Linked DNA regions of Homo sapiens: regions 2, 3 and 4 are each linked to region 1. A link is a contact called in ENCODE Hi-C or POLR2A ChIA-PET data. All regions are on one chromosome and are shown on one strand. Each heading gives the region's core, a stretch centred on a gene start or an enhancer-like site at or near the end of the contact. The rest is flanking DNA. Distances are from core to core; before and after follow the strand shown.

Region 1 (4,082 bases), core at 1,157-3,656:
CCCAAAGTGCTGGGATTACAGGCATGAGCAACTGCGCCCAGCTCTTGTGTACCTTATGTGAGGAAGTCCTGCTCAATCAGGATCGGTCACGCAGGCCCTGATCTTGCTACTCTGGTTCCATGTCCTATGGAAGACCAAAGTTTACCAAGATAGATTTTTCCCTTCATAGTGGCAGATAGTGTTAACCCCTGCACCATCTGTAACTCAGAAATCCCCACCATTTCTTCCCCTGGGCTTCAGAATAGAATTGCCTGGTTTCTCTGATGATCAGCATGGTTCCTTAAAACCCAAATCAGCAAGGAATGAACAATTTTGTTTGGCATGGATGAAATTAGCACTGTTTGGCTCGTTAGGCCCCAGGCAGGCAGGCACCTTAATTTTTTCCTTGCATATTCTAGTCTTCAGAAGCATTGCCTTTTGTCCTACTGGTAGTGACATAGACCAATAACAGGGCATCTGGGGATTTTAATCCTGAAAACAGTGAGTCTGATACTGCTTGTGTTTTTCATCAGTGTCCACCCCAAGTGGGTCTTCCTGCTATTCTCTTCACTTAGTTGCCCCTCACTTGCCATCTGAGCAATTGGCAAGGATGTGCCAGGCCTAGGTTAAACTTGGAAACATGCTTGACCATTCTATTCCCTGGTCCTTTAAGATCAGTTTGGCTGCAATTTTGGCTCCTTGGACCCTCAAGCATAGCTGGTAAATCAAGTTAGAGATGTAACTGCCTTAAAACATGCCAGCTTAGGCTGGGCACGGTGGCTCACACCTGTAATCTCAACACTTCAGGAGGCTGAGGCAGGCAGATCACTTGAGGTCAGGAGTTCGAGACCAGCCTGACCAACATGGAGAAATTCTGTCCCTACTGAAAATACAAAATTAGCCGGATGTGGTGGTGCATGCCTGTAATCCCAGCTACTTGGGAGGCTGAGGCAAGAGAATTGCTTGAACCCAGGGAGGCAGAGGTTGCAGTGAGCCGAGATCACACCATTGCACTCCACCTTGGGCAACAAAAGCAAAACTCTGTCTCAAAAAAAAAAAAAAAAAAAGTGCCAGCGTATGAGGTAATTAGATTGGTTCTCTCCAGAGGTAACCTGCCAAGAAGAGATGCTATAGATGTTACTCCTATACTGTAAAACATTGTGAAATCAGATTACTTTAAAATGATGTATTACAAAGTTATGCAAAAAAGCAGTTGTGACTATGGAAGCCCAAGGCTTATATCCCAGCTCTGTCTTACACTAAATATGGGTACAGTGTTTCCACTCTGTCCATAAAATGGGAGCTAATATTCTCCAACCTGTGTGCCTGACATGATGGTTAAAGGGATTAAACAAAACAATAGTTTGTAATTTATTCTGTCAGAGCAAACTGCTGGTAAATAAAAGGGACTAAGTTGACGAAAAATAAATTTTAAAAAACCTAATAAAACAAGTTTGTAATTTATAATTGTATACAAATAAAAGATGTTACAAAAATTGCGCACTTATATGTATGTACCATGACATAACTAATTCGTTGAACAAGTTGTGAGACAATCCTTTCTGAGAAAAGGTAGACCTGTTACATCGTCTGTGGGTTAGGGTCATGTCAGCACGTACCAGGTACATTCTAGCTTTTGTAGAGAAAGTAAAATCTAGTGTTGAGTATGTAGGCACTGAGCCAGGTGGCCTGCTTAACATAAAAGGACTGATTTCAGGGTGGCTGTGGGAGCCTTTCTAATGCTCTAATTCTCTAGCCCCTTGCCTGATCCAGCTGATTCCAAGAGCCAAGATTTTAGTCTTTCTTGGTTGGCTTTTTTAAATGCTTTGGGCTTTCCTTTAATGTATCTTCAAAATCATTCTGGGGCCAAGTTACATCATAAAACATTTTATTACATATAAGGACTGAAACAGGATTTTTCTTAACTGTAACATGGTCCACAAATGTAAATGCAAAACCCCCATGGTGGTTGCAGGAGCAAGTCTAGTTGAGACAGGTCAGGACGAAAGCATAAAAGATGAGTAACTGAATGGCATCCCGGGTCCTGTAGCCACGCCCTCCAGATCGCCGCCGCAAAGGACCTGGAACCTCAGGGGCCCACTGTATGCCATGAAGAAGGCGCAGTCGCTGCCTCAACCAAGCCAGGCTCCGCCGGGGCCGTTCCTATCCTGAGGGTCGGAGGGGGAAGGGACTCAGCCAAAGCCGCGGCCTCCCAGGGCTTGGGCCTCCGCGGCAGCCGGGACGCTGTGGGTTCGCCGTGGATCGCCGCGATGTGGCGTTTCTCCAGGCCCGGGAGTTCCTGGCCCTGCTGGACCAGCTGCAGGAGCTGCGCCAGGGTAACCGAAGCTGAGGCAGAGGCCGGGGCCGAGCATTGGGGACTGCGGGGACGCTCCATGTCGGGTCGCGAATCCTGACCGGCGTGTAATGCAGAGAAGCGAGCACTTCCGGGCCGAATGGGTGCAACCACCATGGGGGAGGTGGGGAAAGGAAAGGGAGGCTGTAGACCGTACCAAGCCGGCCCAGAACTGGGGGAGCACTTGACAACTCTGACCAGCTCCCTGCAGAAACGCTTTAGAAGCGTCCACGATTTAGCCAAACCCAGAGTGCCCAACGGACGCGCCAAAGAAGAAAAACGGACGGACGTGCCAAAACTTGAAGGCTAGCACAGGACAGAACAAGCCTGCGGACGCGCCGCTGCGGGCAAAAAGACCCATACATACATAAGCACCGCGCACATGCCCATTTTCATGCACACCCCCGGGCGCGCGTACAAGGATTCAGATACAACGCATGGCGGGGGATAATCCCCATACTAGGCTCCGCAGCACGGGACAAAGCATAACTGTAGAGTTGTTCCCAGAGGCCTCAGGAGTGACACCGCCACCAAGCCACGCTACTCTCTTAGTTGTTATTATTGTTTTGTGTTGTTTTAGACGGAGTCTCACTCTGTTGCCCAGGCCGGAGTGCAGCGATGCGATCTCAGCGCACTGCAACCTCCGCCTCCTGGTTCAAGCGATCCACAGGGTCCCTAGTGCCTCAGCCTCCCTAGTAGCTGGTGTATGCCACCAAGCCCAGCTAATTTTTGTATTTTTAGTAGAAACAGGGTTTCACCATGTTGGCTAGGCTAGTCTCGAACTCCTGACCTTAAGTGATGCACCCGCCTCAGCTTTCCAAAGTGCGGGGATTACAGGTGTGAGCCACCGCACCCAGCCAGAGCCTCACCACTTTCTTCACACTTCCTGCCATCCTTCAATTCTTGGTGGTCCCAGAGAAGATCGAAGGTGAAAGCAGGTCAGATGTGCTACAGCTGCTCTGACTGCTCGGAAAGTCAGGTTTTTAAATTATCAAAAGTGGCCGGGCACGGTGGCTCACACTTGTAATCCCAGCACTTTGGGAGGTGGAGGCAGGTGGATCTCAAGGTCAGGAGTTTGAGACCAGCCTGACCAACATGGGGCAACCCCCGTCTCTACTAAAAATACAAAAATTAGCTGGGTGTGGTGGCATGCACCTGTAATCCCAGCTACTCAGGAGGCTGAGGCAGGAGAATCGCTTGAACCTGGGAGGCAGAAGTTGCAGTGAGCTGAGATTGCAGCACTGCACTCTACCCTCGGTGACACAGCAAAACTCTGTCTCAAAAAAAAAAAAAAAAAGTATCAAAAGCTAGACTGATCTGGTGAACATCACCTTAATCAAAGAATCAAAGCTTAATGGCCAGGCGTGGTGGCTCACACCTGTAATCCCAGCACTTTGGGAGGCTGAGGTGGGCAGGTCACCTGAGATCAGGAGTTTGAGACCAGCCTGGCCAACATGGCGAAACCCCATCTCTACTAAAAATACAAAAAAATTAGCCAGGCATAGTGGTGCGCACCTGTAATCCCACCTACTTGGGAGGCTGAGGCAGAAGAATTGCTTGAACCTAGGAGGCAGGGAGGTTGCAGTGAGATGAGATCACACCACTGCACTCCAGCCTGGGCAACAGAGTGAGACTCAGTCTCAAAAAAAAAAAAAAAAAAAAAGCTTAATAGGACAAACTGGCCTTGTGTGCCTTCTGATGTGATGCACTGGGAAGGACACACACACGGGGAGTACATTTCTGTAGTAGT
Region 2 (4,082 bases), core at 403-2,902, 490 kb after region 1:
CTTTCCAAGTTTGTAGTAATTTGTTAAGGATACAAGTGTATTTTTTTTTTTTTTTGAGAAACTGTCCCACTCTGTTGGCCGGGCTGGCATGATCATGGCTCACTGCAGCCTCAACCTCCTGGGCTCAAGCAATCCTCCCACCCCTCAGCCTCCCAAGTAGCTGAGACTATAGGTATATGCCACCACACCCTGCTAATTTTTTGTACTTTTTGTTGGGACTGGATTTTGCCATGTTCCCCAGGCTGGTCTTGAACTCCTGGGCCCAAGAGATTCCCTTGCCTCAGCCTCCCAAAGTGCCGGGGTTACAGGTGTGAGCTACCACGCCCAGCCACAAGTGTAACTGTAATAGGTACCACCTCACCTATATATCTCATCCCCACCCTTGTATATTTTTGGTTATGAGAGAAATGCTCCACATCGTTGGTCACTATTTCAGAGCTTATGTCACATTCTGTAGGATACCACTCTAATCTTTTTTTTTCTTTCTTTCTTTGAGACAGAGTTTTGCTCTTGTCACCCAGGCTGGAGTACAATGGTGCGATTGCGGCTCACTGCAACCTCCAGCTCCTGGGTTCAAGCTATTCTTCTGCCTCAGCCTCCCGAGTGGCTGGGATTACGGGCATGTGCCAAACACGCTTGGCTAATTTTGTGTTTTTAGTAGAGATGGGGTTTCACCATGTTGGTCAGGCTGGTCTCGAACTCCTGACCTCAAGTGATCCACCCGCCTTGGCCTCCCAAAGTGCTGGGATTACAGGCGTGAGCCACCGTACCCGGCTGATACCGCTATGATCTTATGAGATGTTGTCTCCAGTTGGCAAAATAAAAACTAAGACCTCAGTAAGCCTATTCTATAAGACTAGCTGGAATATACAATAAAACTAAATAAGGAATCCCAGAAGAGTTGAATTGTGTATCCCAGCTGTCTTACTTCTTCCACCGTAAAAGTACTCCCTTGGCCAAAAGCATCATTGTGTGGGATGTCATGTTGAATGCCTTATGAGTCATTCAGTAAGTTTCTGGATGGTGCTGGCAAAAATACAGTGAGTAGGAAAAATATATAGAAATTTAAAGTAAGTTTCTTCTACAATGAAGATAAATTACTGCCCTGTCCATGAAGGAAGAGGTCCAAACTGGCAGTAGCAGGTCAATCTTAGTGTGAGAACGTCCACGTGATTGAGCCTTTACACTCAACATGCATTGCCTCCATCAGTGGTCCCATGGTCACTTTGTTCACAAGCTCATACAGCACACTCTGGTGTAACTAGGGGAAAGGGTGGATACCATCCATAGAGCAGTTCATCTTCTCTACCTGATTGTTGATAACCCTCTTCTACTCACGAGGCACAAATGTTCTCATTATAGTAGATTGGTTTTCTCAACATACGTTCTAAACTCCTTAGACTGGTTTTCTCAACATACATTCTAAACTCCTTCGTACCTTTCTATACTGAGAGTCTAGAAAGATAAAAGCTGTATTTCTCAGATCCTATTACAGTTATGGTTTCAGGTGTAATTGAGATTTTTGCCAATCAGGTATATTCCCATGAGACTTGAATGTGAAACCCAGTTAACTGAGTGATGTGGAGAAAGAGGCAGGATATGAAGTATTCACTTTGCTGCTGTGAATCATGACAGAGGAAGTGTGGTTCTGTGGTTACCGACGTGCTGATTTGCTGGTTTCCTGCAGTGGAAGCCATAGCTTACCCAAGCATAGCAGAATCAGTGAGATTCTGGGTGTGGGGAGTGCTCTTACAAGCTCCACCTAAAGCTTCTTCCCCTACCCCTTACAAATATTGTGTAAGCCACACGTGATCCCTGGTAATAACGCCCTTCTCCCTTAAATTAAGTAGAGTGGTATCTGTGGTCTGCAACTGAATCATGACAGATACTGTCACATTTGGGAACCATTTTAAGAAGTTCTTCCACATTATACTTCTCCAACTTCATTTTAATATCACTTCTAACTCCCTAATCATCTAGCCAAACCATTAACCTCAGACTCTTTTTTTTTTTTTTTTTTTTTGAGATGGAGTCTCGCTCTGTCACCCAGGCCGGAGTGCAGTGGCGCGATCTCAGCTCCCTGCAAGCTCTGCCTCCCAGGTTCACGCAGCTGGAACTACAGGTGCGTGCCGCCATGCCTGGCTAATTTTTTTGGGGTTTTTTTTGTATTTTTTAGTAGAGACGGGGTTTCACCATGCTAGGCAGGATGATCTCGATCTCCTGACCTCGTGATCCACCTGCCTCGGCCTCCCAAAGTGCTGGGATTACAGGCATGAGCCACCGGGCCCGGCCAAATCAGTGTAGACTCTTAACCTGTTTCTCCTTCTGGGAAAACTGGTCAGGTAGTTGTATTTCTTGAAGTCCTGACTATCCTCAGTGTCCTTCAGGGTCACCCTTGATTGGGGGCCACAGTATCACAGCAGCCCATTTCTTTCTAATGCCAGCACATTAGGTGAAGACAGCTACAAACTAATCATGACTTTATTCCACTGCAGTCTGGTAACAAGGCCCATTTCATTGGTTATAGTGGTAGATGAAATAGCAATGCAGCAGAAGTAGTGGTGTGGGTGCTAGGAGCCATTTGTGTTTTCAGGATCTGCTGTGGCCTCATTTTGTGTATGTCATTTCTACTTGATAATGGATCCATGTCCTAGGTATGAACCAGCTTTATACCTAGGAAGACCAGATGATAGCCAGTTCATGATTATGCTGTGATCATGCTGGGTTCCATGATCATGCTGTGTCCGTGGCCCAGCAGCAAGCTGAGAGCTGATTCTCAAAGAGAGAATATTTACCTGCCAAAAGGCATGCTCAGAGGGCCTCTGCTATGATTATTCTATCAGGACATGCCATAGATGATAAAGTACCTCAGTCTGCCACAAACACTTTGAACATTATAAGGATCGCAAGGACTAAGTTGCACTGCAGACTGGACCAGCTGGAGAACCTTTTCTTCCTCTGAATCTCACTCAAGTATGGCTTCATTTCAAGTGACCAGATAAGGAGGTCAGAGCAGTAACCCAAATATGATCAATGTTGTCTCTAAATTCACCTAAGTGATGTGACTCTTTTGGTTTAGGGGTAGGTAGCACAAGTAAAGCAACTTGTCCTTCATTTTGAAGGGAGCACCTGTATGCAAGATCACTAAACATCAAGAAATATCAGTGAAGTGAAAAGCCTTTGTACTTGAACCTCCCTACCTTCCGGTATACATATATTTCCTAAAGCGTGTAAGATACTTGCTATTTTTTACTCCATATGCCCTATTAGTTTGATGTCATGAGTTCAGTGGGCCAGCATATCTTGTGAGATGGTAAGATGGGTCAGGATCCCTATGTGCTAACTTGTAGCAGAGTCAGAAAGTTCATGTAACCATGAGACAGTGTAGATTGATGTGTGTTATATCTGTTGTTTTCTGCTATTAAGCCAAAGAAAAATACTTCACTGGATTAATGTCTTCCTTTTCAATTGCATTTATTTGTTTATTTATTTATTTTACCTTCTTGCCTTCATCAATGTCTTGTTTGTATTTCGTACTTTTCTCTCTCTCTCTCTCTTTCTCTTTCTTTTCATTTTTTAAGAGATAGGGGCCGGGTGCAGTTGCTCATACCTGTAATCCCAGCACTTTGGGAGGCCGAGGCAGGTGGATCACCTGAGGTCAGGAGTTCAAGACCAGCCTGGCCAATATGGTGAAACCCCGTCTGTACTGAAAATACAAAAATTAGCTGGGTGTGGTGGCAGGCACCTGTAATCCCAGCATTTTGGGAGGCTGAGGCAGGAAAATTGCTTGAACCCAAGAGGTGGAGGTTGCAGTGAACTGAGATCAAACCACTGCACTCCAGCCTGGGTGACAGAGCAAGACTCTATCTCAGAAAAAAGAGAGAGAGAGAGAGAGAGAGAGATGGGGTATTCTGTGTTGCCCAGGCTGGTCTCAAACTCCTGGGCTCAAGTGATCCTCCCACCTCAGCCTCCCGAAATGCTGGGATTATGACTGTGAGCCACCATGTGTGGCATCCCTTTCTTTTCACTAACACTCTCTCAAAATAGATGTAACCATTCTTCTGACTTCTAATATCCTTGAT
Region 3 (4,082 bases), core at 630-3,129, 360 kb after region 1:
CTTGCCTACACACATGCATATCACACACAGACACAAAACACACACAAGAACACACAGATACAGAGATACATGTAGAAAAGCACACAGACACACAGAAAAGATAGACAAAGAAAGACACACAAAGAAACATACACACACAGAAGGATACATGCACAGATACACACACAGACATACACACACGCACACATGGGCATTTCTCCGGTAACATGTGCCTGTCTTTCCCAACCCCCGCCGTTGGGAAACTCTCCCTGATATCTAAATTCTACCTGTCCTAATTCGAGGAGAGATGTGTTCTTTCTTGTCGATTCCTAAGCAGACACAGAAAGGTGTGGTCAGAGGCTTTCTCACCCCATGCCCACCCAGACCTGCTGTTCTCTTTCACTTCTCCTGCCTCCTGCTAGGCCCCTTCCATTTTCCTGTCCTCCCCAGTTCAGCCCACTTCTGTCCCTCTGGAGTGGCCACAAGGTTGCTGTCTATCTGAAATCCATGTCTTGAGTCCATCACCTGTGTTCACCCCATCTCTTATATCCTGACCTCCCAACCCCATGGCTGTGTCAGTGGGTTCAGCTCACCCTGAGAAAGGTGTATGACTCTCAGCACATCCATCCCCCTCAGTTAACACCACCCTCAAGGGGCTTTAGTGCCTCCCCTCATTTTCTTGATTACCACATCTCCCAGGGCTGATTAGCAGGTCACTTTGGTGTGGGTGTCCCATGGGTCACCCCTTGGGTAGCAGGTCTTCCCTTTTCACTAAGCCTCTGTTGCACAGCTCCATGGACATTTTGTGGCACAGGGACTCCCCTAAGGGGGAGCCAAAGCCCAGGCCTCCCCTACAAGGGAAAGGGTCCCAGTCTGGTATGCCCCCTTGGTCAGCAAGTCTTCCTGGCATCAGTTAGAGTATGTCTCTCTCCCCTCGGCCTGTTCACTGTCATTTTCCTCTTCTTCATTGGTCAACATGTGTGTCCTGTTGCTGATTTTAAACATCTCTAGTTTGTAGTCTGTATCTCCCTTGCACTGGCCTTTATACAATCTTTCCCCTGGTAACTCCTGGAGCATCTGTCCAGTGGGGCCAGGAAGAATGCAGAGCAGGAGTGGAGCTCCTCTCCTCCATATCTGCCAGGTGGTCCTGGGTCCGCAGCCCGCCCTCACAGGCCCTCCTCACTCCCCTAGGTAGATGGCCCCCTCAGGGCAGGCCCGGCGGACACCCCTCCCTCTGGCTGGCGGATGCAGTGCCTAGCGGCCGCCCTTAAGGACGAAACCAACATGAGTGGGGGAGGGGAGCAGGCCGACATCCTGCCGGCCAACTACGTGGTCAAGGATCGCTGGAAGGTGGTGAGTGAGTGACCCGGCGGGACAGAGGGAGGGTAGCGGGGAGGGAGGCGAGGACCTGGAGACTTGTTAAAACCGGTGCCCTCCGCTCCCCTACCCTAAGAGGGAGGTGCCTCTAAGCTCATTTGCATACTGCTTGCATGTCATTATTTTTGCCAACACGTGTGGACAATAGCTTTCTCCCAGTGCCCTCTCTCGAGCCCCGCCCTCTCTCACCCCTCTTCCCGCTAGGTCACGTTGGTCAGGCCAAGCCCGGAACAACTCCTGGTTGGATGTCTGGGCAGGAGCTGCAGAGGCCAGTGTGGCGGAGGAGGAAGAGGGGTGGGGGAGGGAGCTTTTTCTCTGACGGACCTTGGAGAAGGGCAGTGGACGAGCATGTGTCCCTCCGCTTCCGCAGAGGACGGAAAGGCTTGGGTTTGGGGAAAGAGGCCCTGCAGGCTGCTCCCGCCGCACCCGCACTCCATCTTCTCCATCCAGCCTCCTCCCCTCGCCGGGTCCTGCGGCAGGTGCAGCACGGCGAGACTCCATCTCCCGGCGTGCCCTGCTCCTCCAGCCCGGGGCTTCGGGCTGCTCGGCCTGCTGGGAGTTGTAGTCTCAGCCTCCTCGGGAGCCGGGCCTGCCTCGGAGCGGGGGCGTGAGGGCTGGGGGAATGATAGTATTTGGGGAGCGAGACCTACTGTAAATCACCTCCCTTTTTCCGTCACTTAATAGCGCTCTGGTGTCCTCTTATTATTGTGGGGGCAGGATAATGTGGGGCAGACTGTGGGCGGCAGTGTGGGGAAACCCGTGTGTGAGCCTGTGGGACTGCACCGGAGTGGGGAGCCAGGGGGAGGGGAGGGAGAACAACAGAGGTCAGGTACACTCCTGACCTCTGAGTCGTGTGTGTGTGCGTGTGTGCTTGGCGCGTGTGCGCACCCGCGTGCTTTAGTGGGGAGGCTCAGTTCACGGGAGTGCGGGGTTGGAGAGGAGGGTGAGGCCCGGGTGCAGGCGGGTCTCCACGGCAACAGCCACCGGCCGTGCAAGTCCCCTAGAAACCTAGAAAGAGGCAACGGTGGCGACGTTTTCAGAGATGTCTCTGGGACTGGGGGTTGGGAGTGGAAGGGATGAAGAGGAGGAGACTTCTAGGGGTCCCCAAGGGATGAGGAAAGGGGCTGTTTATGTCCCAGAGGGGGACTTCCTGAGAGGGAGAGTACAGAAATCGGGGGAGGAAGAGCCAGGGCAGTAATAAAAGGAACGAGGGTCTGGCGAAGACAGGAGTGTTCCTCTGAAACCTCGGGGCCCCTGGCACCGGAGCTTAGTTTCTGGCGGATTGGAGGCAGAATGACATTTGCACTGAAGTGGTGAGGAAAAGACAGTTTTTACACACATGTTGAGTTTAGGCTGGAACTTTTTTGTGATTTCTGAGGGAAGGAGTAGAAGATGAGTGGGGAGCGAAATGGAGCAGGGAGCTGGGGGGAGGGCAAGCATGGCAACCTCTCCTCACCTCCGACCCCCACCCCTGGAGTGTTAGAGAGGGTGAGGGGCCACATGCTTCCCTTCAGCCTGTTCCAAGTGAGGATGGCACTGAGGTGGGAGGCAGAGCTCAAGAACCAAGGCAAACTGCCCATAGATCTTGGTGGCCAGAAGAAAAAGGGGGTCAGTGGCACTAGATGTGGCATTTAAAAATAAATACGTGGACCAGGCATGGTGGCCCATACCTGTAATCCCAGCACTTTGGGAGGTTGAGGTGGGAGGATCACTTGGGGTCACGAGTTCGAGACCAGGCTGGCCAACACGGTGAAACCTCATCTCTACTAAAAATACAAAAATTAGCCGGGTGTGGCAGTGGGCGCCTGTAATCCCAGCTACCTGGGAGGCTGAGGCAGGAGAATCACTTGAACCTGGAAGGCAGAGGTTGCAGTGAACTGAGATCATGCCATTGCACCCCAGCCTGGGCGACAGAGCAAGACTCCTCCTCTAAATAAATAAATAAATCCTCAATACTTGGCAGGCTGAGGCAGGAGGATCGCTTGAGCCCAGGAGTTCAAATCCAGCTTGGTCAACCTGTCTCTAAAAACATAAAATAATAACATCTTATTCATCTTGAGGGGTGCTTCTCAGAATCAGAATAGCAAACAATAATAGTAATAATGACTTAGTATTTGTTTTGAGCATTCACTGTTGCCAGGCATTGTGCAAAATGCCTCATGTGCATTATCTCAAGAACTTACCAAGTAGATTTGTATTCCCATTTATTAATCCCATTTCACAGGTGTGGAAACTGAGGAAATTGCTTAGCTAATTTGCCAAATTTCCATGACTAGTAGGTGTCATGGGCTGATTCTTGTCAGGTCTGTCTGACAAGAATCAGCCCATCCAAGAATCAGGACCACTGAGCTGAAGAAACCTTTGTGACCAATTCTAGTCCAACTCTATTCATTTCACAGAGGAGGAAGAGTGGAGGCTCAGAGAGTTTAAGAAACTCACCCCAGGTCACCCAGAGCTGGCCAAGAAACCAGGTCTCCTTCCTCCCAAGGACCAGTGCCGATCCTATTGTGTCATATTTCTCCTCTAGTTTAGGGAGGTCCTTCAGCAGGGGCTGAGATCATGTAAAATTTAGCAGGAGTGGAGAAAAGGGAGACTGAGAGAATATTCCTATTACTGGACTATGGGCAGGGCCACATTGTGACTTTCATGGGCCCCTTCCTCCATAAGAAAGTACTTAAAATTGTATTTTATGACTGCATTGGTATAAAGAGGAATATATTAATATT
Region 4 (4,082 bases), core at 1-2,500, 330 kb after region 1:
TGCCTGCCCCCTCTGCAGAGGAAACCCTGCTGCGGTGCAGAGACCTGGCCTCCTCCCTGCGCCTCCTGCGGGCCGACTGCCTCAGCACGGGCATGGAGCTGCTCCGGCGGATCCAGGAGAGGCTGCTTGCCATCCTGCAGCATTCTGCCCAGGTACTGCCCGGCCCAGACCCCTTCTGCTCCTGCATTCTGCGGGAGTTGAGGTCCTCCTGTCCCAGCACAGCCCCTGCCCTGGGGCGAGTCCAGAAGGAAAGGCAGCAAAGCGGGTGAATGGATGTTAGACCTGGGCGCACATCCCGGCTTTTGGGCCAACCTGCCTGATGCTGCTGGACCCTATCACTTCACCTCCTGGGGATTCCTACAAAATAAAGGGGTTGGCTAGCCCACATCAAGGGTATTTGGTCAGGTGCCTATCAGAATCACTTGGGGAACTTTTCCAGACTGTACTTCCCAGATAGGGATTTGAAATCCTAAGAGTGGGCATCAGGGGATTGGGGTCACTGGAGCAAGGGCTCTCCCAGGCTCTCTCCAGCTCTAATGCACTGATGCTGAGTCTAAACTGTGAGTCCTGTCCTCAGGTTGCTTACTGACTGGTAAGTCACATGGGCAGAAAAGACATAGATTCTGTAAGCTCTTTAAGCACAGGGTCGTGTGCCTCACCTGGTACCCCGTATCCCTGGAGACCATCTGTGGGTGAACTCACAAAGGCAGTGTTTCATGAAGTGCTGTGCTGGGAGGGGAGCAGTCCTAGCAGGAGCTTGGCCCTCCCAGAGCATCAGTGGAAGGAATGCTGGGTCCAAAGGCCCCATGCCCTCTACCTCCTTCTCAAATCCTTCTGTCTGCTCACCAGGATTTCCGGGTTGGTCTTCAGAGTCCATCAGTAGAGGCCTGGGAGGCAAAAGGACCCAACATGCCTGGCAGTCAGTAAGTGGGGTGGGCAGAGCCATGGAGGAGGCAGTGGGACATGGCAGCCTCCTCTGGGCTGAGTGTGGTGGCTCTCCCTAGGCCCCAGGCCTCCTCAGGGCCAGAGGCAGAAGAGGAGGAGGAAGACGATGAGGATGATGTGCCCGAGTGGCAGCAGGATGAGTTTGATGAGGAGCTGGACAATGACAGCTTCTCCTACGATGAGTCTGAGAACCTGGACCAAGAGACTTTCTTCTTTGGTGATGAGGAAGAGGATGAAGATGAGGCCTATGACTGAGGGGGCAGATGCAGGAAACACCTAGAGCAGCCCCAGAGTCACGGGGCTGAGGGGGCGGGAGCTGCCCCTGTCATAGGGAGGGGGATTCCCAGCGTCTGTAGTGCTTCCTGTTTGCTGAATAAAGGTCTCTTTCTCACACACATCTCTGGGAGCAGGCTGACAGCTTCACCAGGGGCCAGCCAAGTTGCCACTGCCCTGGCCTCATATCTACCCACACCCCTCATCTTTATGTTTCCTTTAGACCTCCGGACTCTTCTATCCTCCGAGAAGGCTCAGAGCAGATTCATTTGACTTAAGCTGATAAAGGGAAGTGAAGGTTGGCATGGAAAGGGCCACGTGCAGCCCCAGCCCAGTTCAGAGGAGACAGAGAGAGGGATGGCCACCCACAGGAGCAACCATCCTCCCAACTCTTTTTTTTTTTCTGAGATGGAGTTTCACTTTTGTCCCCCAGGCTGGAGTGCAATGGTGTGATCTCGGCTCACTGCAACCTCTGCCTGATGGGTTCAAGCGATTCTCCTGCCTCAGCCTCCTGAGTAGCTGGGATTACAGGCATGCACCACCATGCCCAGCTAATTTTTATATTTTTAGTAGAGACAGGGTTTCCCACATTGGCCAGGCTGGTCTCGAACTCCTGAGCTCAGGTGATCCGCCCGCCTCAGCCTCTGAAAGTGCTGGGATTACAGGCGTGAGCCACTGTGCCCAGCCCTTCCTCCCAACTCTTTTTTTTTTTTTTTTTTTCTGAGAGGGAGTCTCGCTCTGTTGCCCAGGCTGGAGTGCAGTGGCGTGATCTGGGCTCACTGCAAGCTCCACCTCCCGGGTTCACGCTATTCTCTTGCCTCAGCCTCCTGAGTAGCTGGGACTACAGGCGCTCACCACCTCGCCCGGCTAATTTTTTGCATTTTTAGTAGAGACGGGGTTTCACCGTTTTAGCCAGGATTGTCTCGATCTCCTGACCTCGTGATCCGCCCATCTCGGCCTCCCAAAGTGCTGGGATTACAGGTGTGAGCCACCGCGCCCGGCCCTCCTCCCAAGTGTTCCTGGGGAGGAGGGGGCTTGAGGGCATTAGGAGTTGTCCTCCTCTCGGCCTAGAGATTTCTAAAGCATCTATCTTGAAGTGAAGTGTGGCAGGAAAGGGTATTACTGAGGACCTGCCCCACCCCCATGACTCACACAAGACAGAAAGTTAGGATTTTAACTGTACCTTTTAATTTGCTCCTGGGGCTAAGAGGAAGGAATGGTACTAGAGCAGTGTCTGAGAATAGAAGAATTTAAGAAAGTGAGATTAAGTCAAGTGGTTGGGTCAGGGGAGGCAGCCACCTGCCCTGGAGGATCAGCCTCGAAGTATCGATCCAGCAGGGCCTCCACCTCTCCCTCCTCATAGTCCCACACCTGGAACCGAGAGCCATCTGCTGCTCCCCGGATCATGGCCGAAAGCACTGGAAAGGGCAGGGAAAGGTGAAGCTGCCTCCCATCCACACCCTCACAGCTCCCTTACCCCTTGGGAGAGGCGCGGTGCTCAGAGCCCACCAGGGAAGGAGCTGAGGGCTGGGTCCATAGAAAGCCAGGAGGGAGGCTTGGGGTGCTCACCGCGGCCAGACTGCGGGCGGAACAGGCACAGGATCCGCTTGTTAAAGGCCACGGCCCGGCCCAGCTCATAGCCTACACCCAAGGATGGCTGTGTCACTTCTGCCACGACCACTGGGAGGAAAGATGAGAGGAAGCCTCAGCATTGGGGGCACTTGAGGTTCATAAGGAAGACGACGGTGTGGCTGTGGTGAGGAGGGAACTCTGGGAGTCCCTTCTAGGTGTGGAGGCTGGGATGTCCAGGGGAACCCAGCACTCCAGAGGAGTTAGGTGCTGGAAGGAGGGAGCGCCACTCACCGTCCGCCTGCTGCAGCCACTCCAGGTCCTGCTCATGGATGAGCCTGTCACCCCCAGCAGCCTCTTCCCCTGTGTTGAGGGAAAGCTGGTCAAGGACATGCCTCATGCTGGCTCCCAGTAACTCCTATGCCCTTGTATGTCCATACCCACCCTGCTCAGGGAGGGTGGGAGCCTTGTGCCAGATGACCTGACCAAACATGACAATCTCATCAAAGCAGCGAGGAAATGGAATAGCCACAAAAAGAAAAATTCAACCCTATGCAAGGTGGGACATGTGATTAGGGCCGAATGAGGAACATCAGCAGCACTAACTGTGGATGACATTGATTAGGGAAAGGTGCATGGGCACTTAGCCAAAAGTAGGAGAGGCATCCTAGGCCCAGAAGGTAGGGATCTCGGGTCTTAGCTTGATTAAATGTTATCTTCCAGGACAGTGAGGCTCAGCCCACCGCATCAGGGTAGGACCACTGGGGAGCTTGTTAGAAGTACAGATTCCAGGGCCAGGCGCGGTGGCTCATGCCTGTAATCCCAGCACTTTGGGAGGCTGGGGCGGGTGGATCACTTGAGGTCAGGAGTTCAAAACCAGCCTGGCCAACATGGTGAAACCCCATCTTTACTAAAAATACAAAAATTAGCTGGGTGTGGTGGTGCACACCTGTAATCCCAGCAACTTGGGAGGCTGAAGCAGGAGAATCACTTGAACCCAGGAGGCGGAAGTTGCAGTGAGCTGAGATCGCACCACTGCACTCCAGCCTGGGCAACAGAGCAAAACTCCATCTTAAAAAAAACAAGAAAAAGTACAGATTCGGGCCAGGCGCGGTGGCTCACGCCTGTAATCCCAGCACTTTGGGAGGCCAAGGCGGTAGGATCACGAGGTCAGGAGTTTGAGACCAGTCTGGCCAACATGGTGGAACCCCATCTCCACTAAAAATTAAAAAATTAGCCAGGCGTGGTAGCAGGCGCCTGTAATCCCAGCTACTCGGGAGGCTGAGGCAGGAAAA

What was found. A loop is a pair of places that touch in the nucleus more often than their neighbours do. ChIA-PET counts read pairs that join two places held with the same protein, here RNA polymerase II (POLR2A). Pooled maps may share reads with other maps.
Region 2: a pooled map shows a loop between it and region 1 (4-fold over the local background). The contact joins the enhancer-like site here to the promoter of PEX39 in region 1. A Hi-C loop is called at or near these places in 3 of 168 maps with a recorded cell type or tissue (CD4-positive, alpha-beta T cell, CD4-positive, alpha-beta memory T cell and CD8-positive, alpha-beta T cell) and 9 of 50 pooled maps. POLR2A ChIA-PET finds 5 or more read pairs at or near these places in 7 of 52 experiments (B cell, BJ, GM12878 and 4 more).
Region 3: a pooled map shows a loop between it and region 1 (6-fold over the local background). The contact joins the enhancer-like site here to the promoter of PEX39 in region 1. A Hi-C loop is called at or near these places in 7 of 50 pooled maps. POLR2A ChIA-PET finds 5 or more read pairs at or near these places in 2 of 52 experiments (B cell and activated CD4-positive, alpha-beta T cell).
Region 4: a loop to region 1 is called in a pooled map, with 5 times the contacts of the local background. The contact joins the enhancer-like site here to the promoter of PEX39 in region 1. A Hi-C loop is called at or near these places in 11 of 50 pooled maps. POLR2A ChIA-PET finds 5 or more read pairs at or near these places in 3 of 52 experiments (OCI-LY7, activated CD4-positive, alpha-beta T cell and activated CD8-positive, alpha-beta T cell).

What each region holds. Positions count from the first base shown.
Region 1 is chr6:42,888,415-42,892,496 of GRCh38, forward strand. It overlaps PEX39 (peroxisomal biogenesis factor 39), which reads right to left and starts at 2,407. Exons shown (of 1, transcript NM_001008739.2): 1 at 1,851-2,407. The coding sequence starts at 2,374. The coding sequence ends at 2,069. RPL7L1 (ribosomal protein L7 like 1) reads left to right here. Exons shown (of 6, transcript NM_001366481.3): 6 at 1-1,486. RefSeq lists enhancers at 1,899-2,748, 2,809-2,858.
Region 2 is chr6:43,382,244-43,386,325 of GRCh38, forward strand. No RefSeq gene overlaps it. Among named protein-coding and RNA genes, the nearest start is that of ZNF318, 15 kb to the left of the region's middle. RefSeq lists an enhancer at 1,256-1,435. Within about 2 kb of position 1,653, at least 9 of the 41 ENCODE cell types and tissues checked have a DNase peak (open chromatin) inside an H3K27ac peak, as active enhancers do; they include B cell, CD4-positive, alpha-beta T cell, CD8-positive, alpha-beta T cell and 1 more, where a contact is called at or near this core.
Region 3 is chr6:43,245,437-43,249,518 of GRCh38, forward strand. It overlaps TTBK1 (tau tubulin kinase 1), which reads left to right. Exons shown (of 15, transcript NM_032538.3): 2 at 1,171-1,332. The coding sequence starts at 1,225. Among named protein-coding and RNA genes, the nearest start is that of TTBK1, 4.0 kb to the left of the region's middle. Within about 2 kb of position 1,880, at least 17 of the 41 ENCODE cell types and tissues checked have a DNase peak (open chromatin) inside an H3K27ac peak, as active enhancers do; they include B cell, where a contact is called at or near this core.
Region 4 is chr6:43,223,246-43,227,327 of GRCh38, forward strand. It overlaps CUL9 (cullin 9), which reads left to right. Exons shown (of 41, transcript NM_015089.4): 39 at 19-152; 40 at 850-923; 41 at 1,005-1,342. The coding sequence ends at 1,200. DNPH1 (2'-deoxynucleoside 5'-phosphate N-hydrolase 1) reads right to left here. Exons shown (of 4, transcript NM_006443.3): 2 at 3,082-3,150; 3 at 2,788-2,898; 4 at 2,384-2,636. The coding sequence ends at 2,488. Among named protein-coding and RNA genes, the nearest start is that of DNPH1, 4.2 kb to the right of the region's middle. RefSeq lists enhancers at 1-114, 950-1,529. Within about 2 kb of position 1,251, at least 9 of the 41 ENCODE cell types and tissues checked have a DNase peak (open chromatin) inside an H3K27ac peak, as active enhancers do; they include OCI-LY7, where a contact is called at or near this core.